Regions from separate parts of the Mus musculus genome. Here region 2 is linked to region 1. A link is a loop called in an ENCODE intact Hi-C map of the cell type or tissue named here. Cell type or tissue: heart. All regions are shown on one strand. Links, peaks and the distances in the headings refer to the core of each region. The heading gives the core; the rest is flanking DNA.

What was found. A loop is a pair of places that touch in the nucleus more often than their neighbours do. Peaks named below come from ENCODE experiments on the same cell type or tissue, not always from the same donor. Only the 100,000 strongest peaks of a DNase experiment are listed, where the experiment ranks them.
Region 2: a loop joins it to region 1, with 2.7 times the contacts of the local background. A loop is called at or near these places in 1 of 42 quality-filtered maps.

Annotation. Positions count from the first base shown.
Region 1 is chr10:86,775,067-86,785,882 of GRCm38, forward strand. It overlaps Ttc41 (tetratricopeptide repeat domain 41), which reads left to right. Exons shown (of 16, transcript NM_001003910.2): 15 at 864-993; 16 at 1,089-1,777. The coding sequence ends at 1,755. Nt5dc3 (5'-nucleotidase domain containing 3) reads left to right here and starts at 3,939. Exons shown (of 14, transcript NM_175331.3): 1 at 3,939-4,245. The coding sequence starts at 4,044. In heart, for the core only: CTCF peaks have their summits at 1,957 (motif pointing right) and 4,489; DNase peaks (open chromatin) are centred at 3,715 and 3,885; H3K4me3 peaks cover 2,860 bases; H3K27ac peaks cover 3,156 bases.
Region 2 is chr10:86,684,740-86,695,555 of GRCm38, forward strand. It overlaps Hsp90b1 (heat shock protein 90, beta (Grp94), member 1), which reads right to left. Exons shown (of 18, transcript NM_011631.1): 11 at 10,738-10,803; 12 at 9,611-9,880; 13 at 9,175-9,420; 14 at 8,638-8,774; 15 at 7,647-7,725; 16 at 7,401-7,556; 17 at 6,890-7,009; 18 at 6,102-6,389. The coding sequence ends at 6,363. It also overlaps the pseudogene 1810014B01Rik. Among named protein-coding and RNA genes, the nearest start is that of Hsp90b1, 15 kb to the right of the region's middle. In heart, for the core only: a CTCF peak has its summit at 4,639 (motif pointing left); no DNase peak of the experiment used is centred there; H3K4me3 peaks cover 578 bases; H3K27ac peaks cover 200 bases.

The sequences.
Region 1 (10,816 bases), core at 1,462-9,461:
TACCTGACAACAAAGGTTCTTTTCCTTCTTTTGGTTTGGGAAAAAATTTAAACATATAAAATTTTGAGAACAGTATAATGAACCACGATAACATTCACCAGCTTTTAACACTTCGCTGCATTTGTATTGTTTACACACACACACACACACACACACACACACACACACACACACACACACACACTTCCACATACACGCACACATGTACACATTTTTTGGGATCATCGAAAGATGATTGCAGTTGTGTCTCTGTCTACTTCCAAGAATGTTTTCAAGGTACAAGGACAGCACAACAATCCAATAATCAAGTTAGGAAACAGAACTAGGATGTAAGATGATTATCGGTTGAATGGCCAACGATCAATAATCTCCACAGATTCTCTTCCTATAGTGTAGCAGTATTATCAGTTATAGCATCTTGGGTTTCAATCCCAGAATATCCTATTCAGTTTGCCTGTGTGCATGTGTGTGTGTGTGTGTGCATGTGTGTGTGTTCGTTGTTGTTGCTGTTTTTGAGGATGGAGCGCATGCTGGGCCAGCTCCCTACACCTGAGCTGCTCTCCTGAGGGCTTCATTGCACTTATTGTCTCTTTCAGCTGACAGCACTGATCCCTCCTATCTTACCCCCTTCTCACCTTCCTTTTTTATGTCTGAAGAGTATCTAGTCAACTTCTGTCTCTTCTACTCAGACCTAGTATCCTTGTATCCATATCTGACCGTTTCTTCACTCCAGATGAAGGTGACAATGTCTTTGGCAGGGTACTAGGACAGATGGTGCTCTGATGCTGGCCTTATAAATCTTTTACATGTATAAAGTTAGTAATTAAAAAAAATTCTAATATTCTCTTTTCCCATCTCTCCAGCAGGCCAGCTGTTGTCAGGTGACTTCTGCCATCATGCCACAATGGAGGCAGTCAGCTATTTGTATAGGTCACTTGATTTAAGGGCAGCTCACCTGGGGCCTACCCACGCTTCCATTGAGGGAATACTACAGTGAGTTTCTTTTGCACATCTCAAAAAGAAGTAGACTTTCTGAGTATTTGTGTTAATAGACAGCCATGTTTTGACACGTTTTTGATCTTTTGCAGCCTTTTAAGGGAAATCCAGAGGTCCCGGGGCAGGAGGTCTTGGCCTCAAAGCATGAACCATCTATTCCCTAACGGTTCTAGGAATGGCTTTTCATTATGGGAGAATGTGCCTAAATTAAACTTCCACAGCGCTCAGAGTTCTGACACGGTAAACACTGCAATGTGTATGAATATACGTAGGTTTCAGAGAGTTAAAAGCACACAGCCTTCTCTGGTTTCAGATAAACCAAAATATGTTCCCGGCAAAGGAAAGAAGACCTTGGCTCCAATTCTGTGCAAGTCTGCTGAGGAAAAGTTCCAACGTCAGGCTTCAGACTCACAAATATGGAATAGTCCAAGAAGACAACCTGCCAGGAAAAAGGCAGCCTGTCCCCTTAAGACGGTCTCGCTCATTGACAAGAACGGCTTGGTGAGACTCTCAAGGCAGAGTGTTTCTTCTGCTGAGCTGGACAGCAGAAAGGGCCTGATCACTTCCATCTGCCGGCAACCCCTGCAGCTACCTCATAATGTGGACAATCCCTGGAAGTCCATATCGGAACTCGTGTCAGAAAAGTGGCTCTTCCACACTCCTCAGTACTGCTTCACTCCTCAGAAGCCAGGCTTCCCAAGAAGATCTCAGATTGAATCAAAATTGCTGAAGACCTCAGATGACCCCAATAAGGAATAAAAATAATTTTGGGCTGTTTTGTACTTTGAGTTTTTACTCATTTCTCTTGAAAGGCGTATGTGTGTGTGTGGTACAAGTGTGCACACACGTGTTTGTGTGTAGGTCAGAGGTCGATGTCAGTGTTCTCGTGCTTTCCCCCTTATTTTTTGAGATCTCACTGAAACCTGGAGCTCGGGGATTCTATTCGCCTAGTAGTCAGTGAGCACCAGGGGGCTTCCTGTCTCTCCGTTCTTTGTGCTGAGGCCATAGGAACTGGCTGTCATTTTTTTATAGCAGTGCTGGCGCGTGCTCGCAAGCTCTTAACAGACTACGCCAGGTCCCTAGCACCTATTTTGGATTCTTTCATCAGATATTTTCTTTTAACTCTGCAGGAGTGGTCACTATCCAGGTCTGGGGATTCAGTTTTCTTACTCTCTTATAACGCTGTATCTGGTTTTAGTTACAAAGGGTGGGTTTCAAGTGATCCACGTTTCTATGGTAAGTACAACAATCGTGATTCCACAGGGTCCTATAGTCTAAGAGAATATATAGAAGCACTCTTACCAATCGTAATTTAAAAAAAAATTCTATAGTATATTTTGACTTAAAAATTCACCTAAGTAAAATTGATGATTGTTATCACCAAAACTTTTTATTAGTAAAAATAAGAAAAGATAGGAAGTGAAATGTCCTCAAGTCATAAAGGAAGCTTTTAATGACCAGAGCCCATGGATTTGATAGCATATCGATTTGCACATTTTATTGTCCTCCAATTTTATCACTGATCCATAAAACATTAACCTGTAACAGTTAAGGATTACTTTCTAGCTACCGTCCTCCCTACCACCCAACAGAAGAGGGGACTCAGCTCTGTGACGATAGGCAAGCAATCTCACCTCTGTTGTGCCTCGGTTTCATTGTGTTTAAAGGAGAGACGCGGTACGTTCCTTTTAAGACAGCTGGGAAGAGTGTATGCGATAAAATATACAGCCAGCTTTCTATTAATGGTTTTCATTATCAGTCAGGGACTAGCTCCAGTGTCATCACCTTCCACAAAAACATCTGACTCTTCCAGCCCACAACTTGAGTCGCTAATGCTTGGGGTTGTCTCACACTGTGCCTTGTCTGTCCTCTCATTATTCTAGCCATTCCCACTATAACCGCCCCCCCCTACTCAGTGGTCACCATGGGATACTTTGGGAATTTCTTGGGGCCCAGTGTTTCTCAGGTAGGTCTTGAATTGGTGATAGAAAGTCCCGCAGGAGCGGCATGGAATAAGTGCAGTTAAGCAAGTGAGTGGAACAGGTACCAAGCGTGCTGCCAGCGTGGGCAGGAGACTGCTAATCATGTCCGGAGGACCTCTCTGGAGGTGGGAACCCGGCTTTCCAGAGGCCTGCACTGTTAAGGAAATTTACATTTATCGGGAGTCTTCAGGGGCAGGATCTTGCAGACGACTTTAGACCTCGAGTGTAATCTCGGCCCAGCAACTCTTTAAAGGGCAACTCTTGGATAGGCCCAAGCTCAGCCTCAGGGCAGTCTCAGAGAGGCACCTGAGATCCAGGAGATACCTGCAGAAGCCTTTGACACGGAGTGGGTCGCATTCCAGAGACTGGGATCAGAGATGGATAGTGCGTACACTCATCAGTGCAATCAGAATTGGGGCCCGCCACGGAAGGCAAGAGGAAGGTAGAGCAGAGTCTTGCTGGCAGCGATAGGGTCGGAGATGAGTCATCCTAGCCCGTGTGACTTCAACCACCCTCCGCCCCCTCCTGCCTCGCGGGTCAGGAAGTGACCGCAGCCGACCGGGCGCTGAGCCCTGGCAGCTCCGGCCACGCCCAACCCGCTTTCTCTAAGGCCTCGCCCTTGACTCCGCCTTTGACTCAACCCAGACTCCGTCCCACTCCATTTCCACAGGCCCACACCTGACCCAGCCTCTAACTGGCCTAGGCCCCCGGCTCTGTCTCCCCAGGTTCGGTCCCTGACTCTGCCTCTGACGCAATCGAGATGGTCCAACTCATTCTCTCTCTAGACCCTATTCTTTACTCAGCCGGGGCATTCCTCTTTCCAACCAGGCCCCGCCCCTGACCCAGCTCAGGCCCCACCCATCCCGCAGCTCCTAGCCTAATCCTTGACCCCGCCTCCTGCTTCCCTCTAGAACCCGCCCACCTCCCCAGCCTCGCCCCCGGCTCCGCCCCACCGTGGGTGGTTCTTGGGCCGCGCCGGCACTTGCTCAGACGTAGGAACTGCCGGCGTGCGTCCCGGAGCCTCGCGACGCTGGCCATCCGTGCCACTGGCAGCTTAGAGGCAGCATGGCCACGGTGGCAGCGGCGGCCCGCGGGGCCGGGGCGAGGGCGGCGGCAGGGCTGCGGAGTTGCGGCGGGGCCGTGGCTCGAGAACGACCGCGCTCGGGCTGCGCTCGGCGCCTGTGCTCTGCCCCGGCTGCCCCGGCTGCCGTGGACATGAAAAGCTACCTGTGGGCGCGCTACCACGAGGCGAAGAGGAGCACGGACGGTGAGTGCGTGTCCCAGCTTGCGCCGCCCACTCGAGGACCCCTCGGGTCCCCCGCACCCTGCCTCTGTCGCGCGGCCCCCGCGGGGAAGGCGACTCTAAAACTTCGCAACTCTTTTTTGGCTTTCCCCCGCCGGGGAAGCTATTTCATACCTGGGGATTGTTAAATCTGGAGTGTACATCGCAAGTGCTCTGGGCCGCTGCGAGAGTTCCAAGGGCGTCGGTAGGAAGACATTCCCCCAAACACCGTTAGGTGTCATTCACCCTGGGAATGGTAGTAGCAGCCCAGCTTGCTGCCGCGCTGTCCTAGACAGGCTCCAGCGCAGGCGACTGGGTCAGGAGGATGAGCCGGTCTCCCTTTTGCAGGGTGGAGTAGATAAAATGTGCTGTTTGAAAGGGGAGGGTGGTCTGGTTATCCACCGCCCTCTGCGAGGAGAAGAGGAATACTTGTGGTCAGGTGAACTGAGAAAGAGCTTGGCTGGGCGGTTAGGGAATCGGAGAAGGAATGGAAAGAGGAACCAGATTATAATAGTATCAGGTATTGATGTCGACTCTGAATCGCCCATAGCCTCCGGAGGAGGGGGTCATGTCCATTATGTAGACGGGAAGGGCGAGCAAGGGGCCTAAGCAAAAACTGATTTTGACTCAGGGTCGGGAATCCATTGTCCTGTGTGTTGCTTTGTGCTTCTTGCAGTCAAACGTTTGGAACCTGGAGTAAAGGGCCAGTGAAGCACAGACACTGAAGCTGTCAGAGGACACTGGGATTTGGGGAGGGGGTGGTTTGGGGAGGGTGCTACATGAGGAAGGGGGTTGGTGAGGGAACGTTTTTGTAGGATTTCCATTTGCATCTTTGGCCACATGCCTGTTCAAGTGAAACAAAACCCACCTGGAATATCTTCACAACACATTCCGAGGTGTAAGCAATGGAGACTTCTTTGAAAGAGTGGCTTATTGGTTTTGGCCAGGCAAGTGTTTTGAGATGGGTTGTGTATTCCAGGCCTTAAAGTCATGAGTCTCCTGTGTGTTCTATCCTTCCAGGCGGGCGGGAACCACCATTCCAGGCAAACGTGTGTCCTGTCAGGGCCCTGTCAGCTCTTCTCTCTTGCTTAGTTTCCTCTTTCTTTTTGGTCTTTTTGAGACAGGGTTTTAAGGTAACCTTAAACTTGAAGCAATCCTCCTGCCTCAGTCTTTCAAGTGCTGGAGTTATAGACACGAACCACTCACTACTCCTGTCTTTTGTTTTTCTTTTCTTTTGTTTTGTTTTGTTTTGGTTTTTTTTGTTTTTGTTTTTTGTTTTTTTTAAGACAGGATTTTTCTCTGTAGTCCTGGAACTCACTCTGTAGACCTGGGTGGCCTCGAACTCAGAGAGATCTCATGTCTCTCTCCTGGAATCCTGGGATTAAAGGTGTGTGCCACTATGCCAGGCTATTCTGTATTTTTGGTTAAAAACTTTACTGACATGTATGGAGAGAATGAAATACAGAAACCCCTATACAATATTTAAACCCATTTGGCTGTGGGATTGGGACAATTCACACATGTCCTCTTGAGGAGTGAGCTATGGTTAAATGACTCAGTGTTTTGGTATGTACCTACTATGGAACAATACTTAACAATAAAAAGAAGAGTACCATTCATCTAACATACAAAAAAAATGTATATTTTAGGGAGTTACACTGTGGAGTGTGTCTGTGGGGTGGGGGTAGGAAGCCAGTCTCCAAAGGTTGAAGGGTAATTGCATCTTTAGAAGAAACTAGAGGTAAAATTTCTTCTCTCTTGATATTTTAGACAGGGTTTACCCCTTGTGGCCTGTGAGAATTAGAAAGGTCCTGAAGTTTGTTCACCCATACAGAAAATGGGGATATTACTGACGTGGTAGAGTTTTGGTATGGTGTAATGAGTCCCCCCACCCTCCCAGTTAGCCTCTGAGAATAAAGCAGTATTGGGTTGTAGACAGAGATCAGTCCTGGGGAGTGTCGGTTTGGGGTGCTAAGTCCGGAGCATGAAAAGCTGAGTTTCTTCCTCTCTGGCCCTTAGTTGCAGTAAGGGGATAACATAGCTTGGTGTTTCTTCTTCCTCTTCCTCTTCTTCCTCTTCCTCCTCTTCTTCCTCTTTCTCCTCCTCCTTTTTCTTCTCCTCCTCCTCCTTCTCTTCTCTTCTTTCTCCTCTTTCTTTTCTTCCTCCTCCTCTTTTATTTTTATTTTTTAGTTTTTGAGACAAAGTCTTTCTGTATAGCCCCAGCTGTCCTGGAACTCTGCTTTGTAGACCAGGCTAGCCTGGAACTCACAGATATCTTTCTGGTTCTAAGATTAAAGTCCTGCACCACTGTACCTGGCCCTAACATAGCATTTTTTTTTTTTTTTTTTTTTGCCTAAGCCCATTCCCTTGAGATGTTGCTACTTATGCGCAGGTCCCCTCACTGCAGGCTTGGCTCATGGTGTGCCGCACCCCCCATCCCCCCTCGTGCACATTCACAAGGAGTTTCTATGTCACCTTTGAAAACTCAGGGATTTTAATCTGGCTTTGCCTTTTTTGTCTCATTTGAGTCCTCATCTTCTCTACCCTCCTCCAGCTGATGTCTGTGCCCATGTGAGCAGGCATTAAGTATCCAGCAGAGGGTTTTAAGGTTGTTGATTCTCAAGTGTGAATCTGGGCCGAGGTGCCCAGTATCTGTTGCCTGTGCCAGACTGTGGAGCGGCCTGACAGGGATGTGGAGTCTGGAAGAGGGATAGGGGCTGCATCGATGACTGGCTGTGTGTATGTGTGTGTATACGTGTGAGCGCACAGAAGTCTGCCCCCACCCCCACCCCCCACCCTCAGTAATCTCCTCAGGATAAAATGGTTTTACTTTCCTACTGTTTGACAGAAGAATCTTATTTCCTGGTCACTTGATCCCTTTTGTAATCACAACAGGGGTTTCAGGCCCAGCCCTTGAAATGCATGCCAGGCAAGGGGTGTGATTTTTAGATTTTGTTATAATGCACTCTTCCTCAGTCCTTGTTTCTCTCCATTTTAATTGAAATTTATTAAAAAACAAAATTTTCAAGTCAGCTTTGGATATACAGAGAAACTTATAGTTTCTATAAAGCCTGCTTCTGTTCTGAGCCCCTTTCTCCTCCCTCCCTCCTCCTCTCCCTCCTCCCCTCCCTCCCTCCCTCCCCACGCCCCTCCCCTCCCCTCCTTCCCTCCCTCCTTCTTTCCCTCCCTCTCTCCTTCCCTCTTCCCTCTTCCTCACTTTCTTTTTAAAGGAGTTAATCTGCTCTAGCTGGGCTCATTAGAATACACACCCCTTTGGTGAGGTCATAGTGGAAGAAGGTAAACTCTGAGTTACTGTAGAGCGCCACAGACTTTATTCAGGGATGTGGAAGGGTTTATTCAAAGTTCAGGGCTGAAAGAAGTTGATAGTCCACCAGAAATTAGGTATTTGTGAGGCCTGGGAATGTGATTCAGTAAGCAAGAGAACTTCCTGCAAGCATGGCGTCTGAGTTTTAGATCCCAGAACCCACATAAAAGGCTCAGGGGCGCCTCACTGAGCCACCAGCTAGCAGGTGGGGAGACCAGAGGATTGCTGAGGCTTGCTGGACAGACAGACGTACAAAACAAAACAAAACCAACCAACCAAACAAATAAAAGCAAAAACCCAAATGAACAAACAAAAAAGCCCAGCAAGCTGTGGGTTCAGTGAGAGACGCTGTCTGCAGGCAGTAAGGCAGAGTGGTAGCGGACATCTGATGCCCTCCTCTGGCCTCTGCACCAGTGCACATTGGGCACACACACACAAACGAGTGCATGTAGGCATATACTATACACACACACACACACACACACACACACTGCTTAGGTACTTAGCAGGGAATATTGTTGCAAGCAGAATAGGTACAAAGTCAGCATTGGACACAAAGATAATTAATTCTCACTATACATAATGTGCTCCGCAGTAAGTTATGACACACATGCATTCCTCAAGGGGCTGCAGTCTGTTAGAGAGATGCTCTTCAGTAATTGTCAAGTTAGACTCACATCGCTCAGACTGTTCCACAGTCTTCTGAGAGATGGAGCTAGGGAAAAAAAAAACCTCCACATGAAAGATTTTCTTTCTTTTTTTTCTTTTCTTTCTTTATAGCTGGGCTTTTCAGTACTAGCTTTGAAAGTCATGCGTCTCCAAGAGAAAGGATGTCAGTATCTTGCTTCCTGGATACATTTGACCTTGAAGCCCCGTGTTTTGTGTTAACCCTATTTCGGGGTTCTGTATTTTGGAATTTCTAATAATTTTTTAGTTCGAATTCATGTTACTAATAGTGGCTGATTTTTTTGTGGTCCAACTGGAAGTGCGCTCCCTTCTGCAGTTGAGAATGACAGGATATGGAGGCAGGAGTCCATTTAAGAGCCTGCAGAATCTTTGTACTGTGTCCTTAGGTAAATAGGCTTGTTTGCGCTATTAGATTGCACTTGGCAATTGTACACTCCCAAGCCGTTTTATGTGTGATCTCATTGGTTTCCTGAATCACACCCCAATGTTGGTTTGGTTTTCTGTTATTCCAAACATGTAAAAAGACTCATATCCTGGGTGATACATACTGACACAGCTCAGCATAGAGACTTTGTTTGTACCTAGCTGGGTTGTCGGTATTGGGGATCCAACCCAGGGCTCTATACATATTATATAAGCATTGTAAGATCTCCAGCCCAGCAATGTTTGTAGAAAGGCTTCTCAAATGAGCCAGCACCACCAAGGTTGAGAAATACTGATTTTTAAAATTTAATTTTTTTTTGTCTTCAAAGGCTGGTATCAAAATTACCATTTAATCTCCCTTACTATTTTGTCGTCTTCTCTACACTTCTCAGGATGCATTCCTCAGTGAAAGAAAACAAATTAACTCCAGATATTTTTTGTTTGGTTTTCTTTGGGTTTTTCCTAGCCTCGGCTGGTCTTGAACTCTCAATGCAACCTAGAATGACCTTGAGCTCCTGATCTTCCTGTCTCCTATTTGTGCTGGGATCACAATAGTTCCTTGATGGCTGGTTTTATGGGTGCTGAGCTTGAGCTTAGAGCTTTGTGCATGCTAGCTAGGTAGCTTTGTGCGTGCTCTTGACTGAGCCACATTCCCAACCCTAATTCCACGTACTAAATGGTAGCTCATTCAGCTATTTTCACAGTGGTTTCAGAGAATCTTGGCCCTCAGCAGCAAAAGTCAGGCTACAGATGAATCACTCAGTTGGAGAGATGATTCAGTGGGTAAAGAGCTTGTCATGTAAGCAGAGGAACAGGGTCCCCCTGAACCCACTGTAAAGGTGGGACCTGTAGGAAGCAAGTTAGCTAGCTAAAGAAACTGTATCAGTGAGCTCTGAGTTCAGCTGCGACACATCACACACACACACACACACACACACACACACACACACACACACACTCGAGGGAGGGAGGGAAAGATGGGGAGGGGGAGAGACAGAGAGAGGTCTCTTTATTTTATCCAGGCAAGGTTCTTGGCACAGGTTGAGTTGTTGTTGTTTGGTTTTTCCGTAGCATAAGCTCAATCTCATGATTCTCCTGCCCTAGCACCCTAAGTGTTGGGATCACAGGCTTTTCCCAGCACACGTTGGGCTCAGATTACAGATAGATGCTAATTAAAGGTGATTTTTAAGCCCAGTAATGCTGCAGATGACATGTCTGGAGTAACTCAGGGATGATAAACCAAAGTGAGGGGAGGTGTTGGGTAGGGGTGAAGCTGGAGAGGTAGGGGTGAGGCTGGAGAGCGCTGGATGGAGGGAGGGCTTTTATTTCTTGGCTGAATGGTAGGATGTGGGTTTTTTCTATTGTGTTTGTACCTTTCTTGGCATCTACAAGTAGCACAATTGGTTCTTTAGAAATGGCCCTTTAGGTGGATATTGTTGATAGTTCTCTGGTCTTAGACACCATAGTAGTGATAAGGGAAAGACTTGGACAAACATCCTACATTGTAACTTTCAACCCTTCCCTTTGTTAGGTGGGGTGGACATTGACAGTCTTGGGACTCTTTGTTGATAGCCCCACTTGGCCTCTGCTTGCCTTTAAAGCTACTAACTTTTGAATGGCTGAATCACAAAGCTATTCTTGTGTATATGGCTGCTTTAAAAAAGACAATGACATTCAGGTGCCATCCCTGGGACAGTTTGGTGTATGGTCTAGTTTGTCCATCTCTTTTGGTCCTGGCTGCAGGGAGTTGTGCACTCTGCCCACTTCATAGTGGAGGGAAGTGCCTGGCTCTTTTGGGGGTAAGCAGCTGGTAAGCTAAGATGCCCTCGGAGGTCAATGCTGGCTGCAGTCCTTCTGCCCTCATGCATGGTCAGCAAAATCACTCTGTCCTTTCTGAACTGACTGTATATGTCTTAGAGAAGGGAAGGGAGGAGAAAAAAAAAACTTTTCTGGCAGCTTTATAATTTCCCACGTTGAAAGCTTATGTTGGTTGGTTAAAGAACTGTTTCCTTCAGGGTGTCTTCTACACACCAGCTTGTACCTGGAAGCCCGTGGTCCTATTTTATTAAGTCAACTGCTGCACAGTATGGTACAGCTAGTACTGCGGGGGTTGGGGGAGGA
Region 2 (10,816 bases), core at 1,046-9,045, 91 kb before region 1:
GAAATATTTACTTATACAATGCACCTGCATAGAAAGATATTTGTTCTATCCTCATGTAAGGGTTTAATGCATGAGAAGTACTTGCAGTTTGAACCCATAATCAAAGCATGATCTTTAAAAACACTCTCACATTAAGTAAGGTGATTGGAGGTCTCTTTTCCAGTAAAACCATGACCCAAAGGTACTGTGCCTGGGTGTGGCTCTGTGTAAAGTTTCAAAGAACCGCAGGAACCAGGAGAATAAAGCTTTGAGCTGCTCTCTCTAGAGCACTGGTTCTCAACCTTCCTAATGCTTCCACCCTGCAACACCCTCAGTATTTTTTATTTAATACCCTCAGGCTGTGGTGAGCCTCAAAAATACAATTTTGTTGCTATTTTATAACTGTGATTTTTCCTTTTGCTGTGACTTGTAAATATCGGCTAGACAGGAAATCTAGTAGATGACCCCCAGGAAGCAGTTAAGAAGGGGTGCTGTAGTGTGATCTTCCCTTTGCCCTTGCAAGTTCTGAGCTGCGAAACCCCGCCTCTTCCTACCCACGTGGGGCACGTGCCATTTCCTTTGGGCGAAAGATCAAAGGATGCTGTAAACACCACAGTGGCCAGGAATGGCAAAAGCAGAATTGGGACAGTGACCAACTAGGAGCTAGGATCCCAGGCCGGCTAAGGGGTGGAAACAATCAAACAAAACATCGGTCCCCAGCCCCCCAAAATTCCAGCCCCACTTCCGTCAGAAACAAAGCGCGCGCGTTGCCCCCCGCTTTCCGCTCCGTCGCTGCGTCGGACCGTGTACTTTGGTTCCTGCCCGCTGGAGGTCGGTCCTGGTTCTAAAGCGACCCTGTGACCTGTCTCCCTGTGCGCGTGCACTCCGCGGTACAGTCTCGTCTGCGTATAGTCGTGGGAAGGAAAGAGGGGCTCCAGCGTCTCCCTGAGAGGCTGAGGGAGCGAGGAACCGCCGAGCCCTCCTTCCCCTGCTCGGCGGGCCCTGGCTGCAGCTAGCAGGTGCCCCGCTCGCTGGTCGCGGGGGGAGGAAGTTGCGGGGGGCACCCGAGGCGGTGTCGCGACTCAGCCACCCAGGGTCAGCGGTCAGGCCATCTAAAGGCTACCCAGCCCTCTAACACTGTGCCCTTTCCGTCCCTGCCAGCTCTCCACCATGCCCGGGGGCGTACCCTGGTCCGCCTACTTGAAAATGCTTTCCTCCAGCCTCCTGGCCATGTGAGCCGGGGCCCAGGTGGTGCATTGGTACTATCGGCCTGACCTGGTGAGTGCTGTAGGGCGCGTGCCCATCCTCGGGGTGAGACCCTCGCGTTCAGTCCACTTTGCTCAGTCCCTCTTGACTTTTAGATTGTCCCCAGTGTTTGGATAACTTGTGCTCTCTCGCTCTTAACACTCAAGACTGTGTCTAATAGTTGTGAGTCAGCCTGGTCTACAGAGCAAGTTCCAGGGATACACAGAGAAACCATGTCACGGGAGTGAGGGGGAAACACACACACACACACACACACACACACACACACACAGCGTCAAGAAACTCAGTGGAACAGAAAGTGTCACGAACTTTCCATGGAAATGCAGTTTTGTGTCTCGTTTCTGCAAGAGTAGTTGCCAGCTGCACTTTATCGAGGAAATAATGCCTAGAATTTGATCCTGTGAGGTTGACTTGATTCATCTCATTACTATTGAAGATGTGCAAGCGTTGTTAGCAGCAGCTACCTGTAAGTGGGGAGAAAGCAACACAAAACCACTGTCTCTAAAATAAGTGGTACTAAGGGTCCTAGGCCACCTCTGTTTGGCTAGTAGGGAATCTTTACTGATAGACGTAGAGGCCAAAATGGCTGGCTGCTATAGGATGCTGAATGCTTTCCTATTATTTAAGGGATTTATGTCCATTATCTACCTTGTCTTTTGCAATTATTCCAGCCACCACTGTTATGACTGAAAGGTTTGGGGAGAGAGCAGAAGAGAGGAGACCGTGGTGGCTGCCCAAAGTTGGCACTCAGTGCTGCCTTAGGGAGAACAGCTAAGATGCTTTGTTTTAGGTGTCCAGCATAACTCACTCATTAGGACAGCAAAAGAGACAACTGTATTCTCATAGTTCTTTAGGCTGAACCCCAGGTCTCATCCTAATTCATCTCTTATTGTGTGCCTCAGCAAATGCCACTGGGTAGATATGGACAATACACTCACATCCGTCCACTTCGATCACCACACTGTGCCTACCCTAGCCAAGCCACCGTCAGTTTCTCTCTTCAGTTAAGACAGTAGCTTCCTGCCCATCTTCTGCCCTCCACTCCTGCTTTCCCTGAAACGTCTCAACAGAGCTTCCATCGCTCTTTTTTATCCTGGAGTCAGGCCATGTCGTTCTCCTCAAAACTCACCAGTATCTTCCTGCTTCCAAAGCAAAAGCCACGGACTCTTTATGTCCCTCCCATTGTCCACCAACTAAGCTTTCTAACCTGCTGAACACTGTGTCAGCTGTACCGATGACTTCCTTGAACTGAAGACATAGTCTTTGGTTTGGTCCTCTGCCCTTGTGATCCTATTAGCCTGAAACAAGACTGTTTCCACATCCTCCTCCCTCCTCCCCTCCTTCCCTCCTCCCCCTCCCTCTCCCCCTCTTCCTCCCCTTCCTCCTCCATGTTCTGAAGTGACCCTCTGAGCCAAAAGCCTGTGTAGAGGTGCTCATTTTCTAACAACCAGAGAAATGCAATCTGCAGTCAGAACCACTACTCTGCTGGCCATAATAAAACAGCAGTTGTCAAGGACAGGGAGAAATTGGAAACTTCATACACTACCCTTGGGAATAGAATGTCACGCAGCTGCTTTGATATGTAACTAGTCTGCTAGTTCCTCAAACAGCATATATGTTCCAGCAATTCCCAGTTTAGTTTTCTCCCCAACAAACACTAAGACATCTGTCATACTTACTTGTTTGATTCTGTACATGTTTATAGGTGGGAACAATCCAGATACCTAAATACCTATGGAAAACATGGTACATCTTTATAAGGGAATAGCATTCAGTGATCCTACATGAATGAACTTTGCAAACACTACATGAAAGTATTGACCAACAAAAGAACATATGATATATGATGGGCAAATATATATGGACAGAGTTGGCTTGTGGGGACCACTTGGGAATGGAATAGGAGTTTCTTTTGAAGCAGTAAAAAGATTCTACAATTTTATTGTGATAGACTCACAGTTCCAATTCTACTGTACTGAAAACCATTGTTTTTGTACCTTTGTGGTGCTGGGAATCAAACTCAGTCATATACATTCTGCACCCATTTCCCTCTGCCTTTCTGAAAGGTAGAATTGTGTGTTGCTCATGTATGACTTTTTGCACGTCACATGATGGCCACTTTGTCTTTTGGGTACATTAACTACCAATAGTTATTTCCTATGCCTGGTGCATGGCAGAGAGTGAGCAAATATTGTGGGAATGGATTTTCAAATGTTGAATTCTCATTTGAAATTATAGTTGTGAGTCAGTTGGATTTATCCCTGTGCATCCTGTAGGACTTGAGATTTGCCAGGACGATCTATTCAGACAGCAAGAAATTCAGTTCAACCAGGAGTCCTCATAAAAATGGCCTGGTACTGAGTAGCATGCACGAGGCTTTTGTTCTTTTTAAAGCTTTTTAGATCACATTGAACTGTTGTCTCAGAATGTGGTGGTATGTTTTTTTTTTGGGGGGGGGGCTTTTTTGTTTGTTTTTTGGTGTGTTGTTTTTGTTGTTTGTTGTTTTATTTTGTTTTTTTGTTTTGTTTTTGTTTGTTTTTTTTTTGTAGACAATACCTGAAATCCCACCAAAGCCTGGAGAACTCTAAATGGAGCTTTTGGGACTGAAAGAGAGACGCCACGAACCTCATGTTTCACAGCAGTAGAAACTTAAAAATAACAGCTGTGCCAAGAATTCTGTGAATAATGTCTTAAATATGTATTTTAAACTTTATTAAGTAAAACTACTTCTTAAAACACTTAATTTAGGGGGCTCAATGGCTCAGAGGTTAAGAGCACTGTCTGCTCTTACAGAGGTTCTGAGTTCAATTCCCAGCAACCACTTGGTGGTTCATAACCATCTATGAGTTGTACCCTGTTCTGGCCTGCAAGCAGAATGCTGTATACATAACAAATCTTAATATTTTTTTAAAGATAGTCTTACTATACATTCTAGGCTCACCTAGAACTTGCTATGTAGATCAGGCTGGCCTCTAGTTCACAGGATCTATAGGTCTCTACAAAAAGGTCTTGCTGTGTGTGTAGCCCATGCTGACATCAAACTAAGAGTCCTTCTGCTTCCACTTCCCAAACAGTGAGATTACAGGTGTAAAGGACCATGCCTGGTCCAGTGTCTCTTAAGAACCGCCTAAGAGCATCTCTAGCGTTTGACTAGGTAGGTGACTTTCAATATCACAGGAGACCATTTGCAGTGGCTCCCTCAATTATGATTCTTCTCTGAACTTGATTATAATGGCAAGTTGTAAATTACATAAAATAAAATAAAATCATTGGGGGTAGGGGCCTGGAGAGATTGCTCAGCAGTTAGGAACACTGACTGCTCAGCAACCACATGGAGGCTCACAACCATCTCTAATGAGATCTGATGCCCTCTTCTGGTGTGTCTGAAGGCAGCTATGCTGTACTTATATATAAATAAATATTTTTTTAAAAATCAGTGATAATACTTATAGGGTCTAAGATATAACTAAATACTGTCTGTACTAAACTGTATAAAAATATTTAAAGTTCAAGTTATTTGGGATTGTGTACCTAATGGAAATACAACATTGGTGATTTAGCTTGTCAAGATAATTAAACCCCCAAATTTGAGAAAGTTAAAATTGACATTTTCTTTGTACATAGAAGCTGAGTTTAAGTATGTCCCTAAAAATATAATTACTTAACCCTCAGTGCATGTGACTGTAGAATGAGGCCATGAGGGGGGCCTAATGCACTGTGAGCATTAATGCCATGAGAGAAATGAAGGAAAGACACTGAAGAGGCAGGGGCTGGGCTATTGGAACTGAAAGCACTGAAGGCCTCCACCCAAAGCCTGAAAAAGGAAGGAAGGAAGAATACTACACACAAGGTCTTCAGAACTAATGGCACAGCTTGTCAGGCCTAGTTTTCAACATAAATAAGCTGTAGGAAATGAACTTGTTTCAAGATTGTGTCCAACCTATAAATATACAAAAGTAAACAGATTTTTAAAGACTTATGTGTATGAGTGTATTGCCTTCCTATTCATAAACCTAGGTTCTGTAAGTCACAGAACTGCATCTACACTGTAAAGATGTTTTTGTGTGCCCACTGTAATGAGCAGGCTAGGACTCTGAAGCGGAGTTTGTTTTGAGAGGGTCTCACTATGTAACCTTATCTGGCCTGAACTTGCCAGGTAGATCAGACTGGCCTTCAACTTGAGATCTGCTTGCCTTGCTGTCATGGGCACTAGGCACACACACACATATACATACATGTAGACAGACAGATGTGTACATGCAGGCAGGCAGGCAAATAAAAACACATCATTTGACAGTCTCTCTAGTCGTTGAACTGGCTGTGACATACAGATCTTTAACCCAGAGGCCTGTTTCCCAAGTGCACCATCATGCTCACCTAAAGTAAATTTAAAATAAAATTACCCTTGTATGAATGCCTTTAATCCTTGCACTCAGGAGGCAGGCAGATCTTTCGAGTTTTAGGCCAGCTGGAGTTACATAGCATATGAGAGCATGTTGCAAAACACTGGCTGGTTACTTTTTATTATAGTGTAGACTTTACTGTGAGGACTTCTCAGTCTTAAGTTCTTTTATAATCTTTGAAGATATTAAATATTCAGTTTCCCCTTCCTGTACATACATCACCAAGTCTAGGGGCCACAGCCACTCAGATTATGTTCTGATCTCTAGAAGAGGAATATTTACATGTATTTGGGATTTGTTTAGTCAAAACCAAGAGATCTGAAACACACCAAACCACAAACAAGCTACTTGGATTTTTTTTTTTTAAACGTTTAAAAAGCCCAACAGACAGGAAGGAAAATAAGTCAAGTATTAGATAATTCCCAGTTTGTGTTATGAAAATAAGCACTGAGTATTTGGGATCTTTTTTTATTTTTATACACATGACAAGATTTTACACCAATAGTCAGTTAAATAGTACAAATTTACATTCAGGAGGAATGTTAAAAAAAATTCAACTAAAAAAACCACTTCTTCCTGTGACCCATAATCCCAACATTTTACAGTGCAGGGGAGAAGGAGGCTTGGGGAAGCATCCAAAACAAGTCTCTCAAAAGAAATGACTTCAAAACTTCACATTCCCTCTCCACACGGGATTCATAGCGAGAGTATAATTTACAATTCATCCTTCTCTGTAGATTCCTGTGAAAACAAAGGTCAGGCGACATTACAAACTAGCAGTCAACTTTACCGTACAGAAAAGGCTCACATTCAAACAATTTCTACTATTTTGTTTGTACTTGCTTATTGGCAAGATAATTCAAAATCCACCAACAAGATCAATGCCTAAATACAAGTAATCAAAACTTTGTAACTACCTAATGCTAGTGAGGTGTAGTCATTTTTATACCTTTAATCCTAGCATTTGGGAGGCAAGCCAGGACTACCTAGAAAGGATATCCCACCCCCCACCTCCCAAAAAGTTCAACCAAATGTTACCTCACAGAAGCACTGGGGGCAGGGTAAGCAATCTGCTTGAAAAGATCTTGTAAACGGTTAGAAAATAAGAAATAAACACCCCACCCACAAAGATTCCAAGGCTGGTATCAAATGCCAACTTCTGTGTCGATTTACTCCTTAGTGACTAGATACTAGAAGTCATGCTAGACTCATGCTACCCCATCTGCCCATCCCTCTCAGACCTTTTCTGTTTCCTCCTCTTCTTCTTCTGTCCCTGCATCCATCTCTTCTCCCTCATCCTGCTCTGAGTCTTCTGCGTCTTCTGAGGTGTCTTCAGGCTCTTCTTCTGGTTCTTCCTCCACCTAAAGGTGACATCCACAACCTGTAAATGGCCTCCATCTACCTCTATTTTGATCTAAGTGTTTAAGATCAAAATGGGTGATTTAGCAAGTACTGCAGTCAATCTGATCTGCCTTAACAGGGAAACTAGCAAGAGAGGCAAAAGGAAGAAGCCAAGCTGAGTGGCGGTGGCGCTCGAGTTCATCCCAGCACTCTGTAGGCAGAGGCAGGCAGATCCTCGAGTTCAAGGCCAGCCTGGTCTAAAAGTGAGTTCCAGGATAGCCAGGGCTACACAGAGACCCTGTGTCAGGGGTAGCGGATGGGAAAGAAAGAAGACACAGGAGATTTCTTGTTAATTTCGCAGGTGGTGCTACCCTGGGGGGTCAGCCATGCTAGAGTTAAGGGCACACAAACCTGTGCTTCAGGGTCAATGTTTAAACTGAGGCGAAGCATTCTTTCTATTCTATCTCCATACGCCTTGGTGTCTGGTAGAAGATATCCTGACCGAAGTGTTGCCGTTTCAAACAAAACTACAGCAAGATCCATGACTGTCTTGTCATCTTCATCTTCCTGATAGAAGGTACGCTTGGTTAGCATCGGTGGTAAGGCTTACAAAGCATTCCTTTTAAGGCCACAAGAGAGCAGCCCCTCACTGCTCACCTTAATCCGCCGCAACATGTCTCTGATCAGTGGGTGTCTAGGATTGATTTCGAACGTTTTCTTTTGACTGGCATAGTAACTGTTTACGGACAAAATGAGCATTAGGTTAAGACACCAATTTTAGGGTCTACATGCCTACTGTATTCTAGCTTTAATTACAGAAGGAAAAAAAAGCCTCCTTTGATGTGGACATAGCCATGGTTAGGTGAAAAAATGAAGAAGGGACTACTTAATGATGAGTCAAAGTAATCAAGTTCTGCTGGGTGAATGAAGTTATGCTGGTTTAATGTCTTGTTCATCCCCTTAATAATTTAACTATACCAATGAGCCACATAGTTGTGGATGCCGTGTAAATATATAATCTCCAATATGCCTTTACCAGTATGGGTCCCTAAAAATTCACTTATTTTTAAATTAATTCCAATTAAATTTCCTGTACGTTCTATACACACCCATGCTCATTAGCATCTTCCAAGGCCAGATATACCACACATCCATCTAGGGCTTAGGGCACTGCTGAGAGTCATCGAAACAGTTTGATGCTCCCAAAGGCCAGAACTACAGTGTCAATGCAGTAAGTGCTGAATGGTCAGTAACTTTCCTGACACTGACAGTTGGGTTTTAAATGGCGTTACAATGTTAGATAGAAAATATACAGCAGTTTTCTTTACGTAGAACCTAAGTCTTAGAAAGCCAGGCATGGTTTGCCACGCCTTTAACCCCAGCAGTAGGGAAAGGCAGAGATAAGAGGTAGATGGGTCTCCGTAAGTTCTAGGCCAGCCTGGTCTACAGGGTTCTAGGAAAGCCAGAACTCTGCAGAAACCCTGTCTCAAAACAACCCAAAACAAAACCAAACCCCTAGTGAGTCGTGATGTAAATATGGACATTATTCGTAATTACTCTAAAGCAAACTAAGGAAGCTCAGGATGATTCATGTAGCAGATCAAGAGAATAAGAGCTGGCATCTTGGTAGGGACATCCCGTTTCTTACTTTGTAGAGATGTCCTTGCCCGTCTGGTATGCTTGTGCCTTCATGATCCTCTCCATGTTGCCAGACCATCCATACTGACTGGCCACAAGAGCACAGGGAGACTCTGTGAGGCGCTGCGACACCACAGCCTTTTCTATCTTAGAATGAGAAACGTTAGACAGAAGTAAGGATCAGCAGTAAGCAGTGCTAGTCACCATCATAGAGAACAGACAGAAGGACTCAGGAATCCTGGAGGGACACTCAGTCAATCTGGATTTTCTTTCAACTACAAATTTATCTTTAAACCTGTAAAAACTTAGTACAACATCAGTATATAGCAACAGGAAGCTTCTTGGCAGGGATGGGTGCCAGGGTCTTCAGCACAGCAAATGAGTCTGTCACTGAGCTACGTCTCCAGGTCCCTGCTGTTACACCCGAGGTTACAGGTGAGGCACATGCCACTGTCTACAATCGCTAGTGGTAATGAACAAACTGAGTATGGATTAGCATGCTGATAATTCCTATGTGCAGACACTGAAGTCTGCAAACCCCAAATACCTTGTCCTTGAGGGCCTTATCTTTCATCCAGTTGAGCAGAGGTTCAAACTCCTTCTCTGTTGCTTCCCGACTTTCTTTAGTTTTCTCACTCTCATCAAACTTCACCCCTTCTTTGGCAACATTCTGAAACCTCTTCCCATCAAACTCGGGAAGAGCCTGAATGCAGTATTCATCCACAGGCTCTGTGAGATAAATGACTTCATAGCCCTTCTTCAGAAGTCTCTCAACAAATGGAGAAGATTCCGCCTACAAGATTAAAAGAAGTATGTGTTTTCAAGTTCTGCCTTGGCACATTAGCTGTGTGAGACAAAGACTAAAGGTAGTGTCCTCTGGTGTCTGCCTAACTATCCCAGCTACACAATTAACTTATTTCCTCTCCCACATTGGCTGTATGCCTCCAGCTCCCAGGGACCCTAGCAGCTGCACTTCATCTTACCTCCTTTCTGCTTGACCCAGCCATGAAGTAGATTTTGTCCTGTTTTTCCTTCATTCTTTCCACATACTGGTCTAAACTAGTAATGTCAGTTGAATGGTGAGAAGACTGGAACCTAAGAAGTTTAGCAAGCCGTGTTCGATTTGAGTGGTCTTCAATCACACCAAGCTTGATATTCGTGCCGAACTCCTTCCAGAAAGTGTCGTTATACTTCTCATCAGCAATCTTCTTGATCATGTCCAGAGTTTTTCGGACAAGCTTCTTCCTAATCACCTAAAGAAAATGGAATCTGGTTAGGAAGGTTTATCTCAAACCTTTGCTTCTGAGACCAGGATAGCAGCAACTGAGACAGCACAACTGCCACACCACTCAGCAAGGGACAGGAAGCACCAGGGCACTCCCACATCAGACTGTGTTAGAATTAACGACAACTGTTTCTAATATATTCCAATGCTAGAACTCAGATATGTTGACAGAATGACTAATATTTTCAAATGTTTAAAAACAAAACCCCACCTAGTCTTCTAATCACTACAATACTGGCAAAAAGGGGGCTTATTGAAAGGCCTAGTATGTGGGTGACTGTGGACCAGACAACTGGTAGGTGTGTTCCCTGGCTTCAGCTCTGTTCAAAACGGTATTCCTTACTATGTTGGGGGAATGTATCAGCTCTGAGACCCAATAATCTCAGAATAAAAGAAGTTCCTTTTTGAGATAGTCCTAAGTTAGGGTAGCCTAAAACTGCTAATAAACCCTCACTTAACTATGACCTCATTCCTTCAAGCTATTAAGATTATAGGCATGCACTGATGTGTCCAGCAGAATTTCTTTGAATAGTTCAAGACTAGCCCAGCCCTCCTGCACTTGCTTCAACATCTAGTTGCTAGAACTGCTTTCTTTCTGACTGTGCTTGCGCAAACTCACAAACACAGTGTGGTTCAAACCCAGGGTCATAAGCACAGCAAATAAATTTGACACCGAGTTACATCTCTATAGTTTCCTACTCTGTTACTCCTGGGTAACACCACTCTCTAAAATTGCTAGTAGTTACAAAGAAAGCAGGTGTAGAGTAGCTTACTGATAATTCTGACTCCAACCATCGGGCAGAAAGCCTGACTAGAAATTCTCACCTTGAGCAATTTATGTTGCTGAAGAGTCTCACGGGAAACATTGAGGGGGAGATCATCGGAATCCACCTGCAGACAGCAA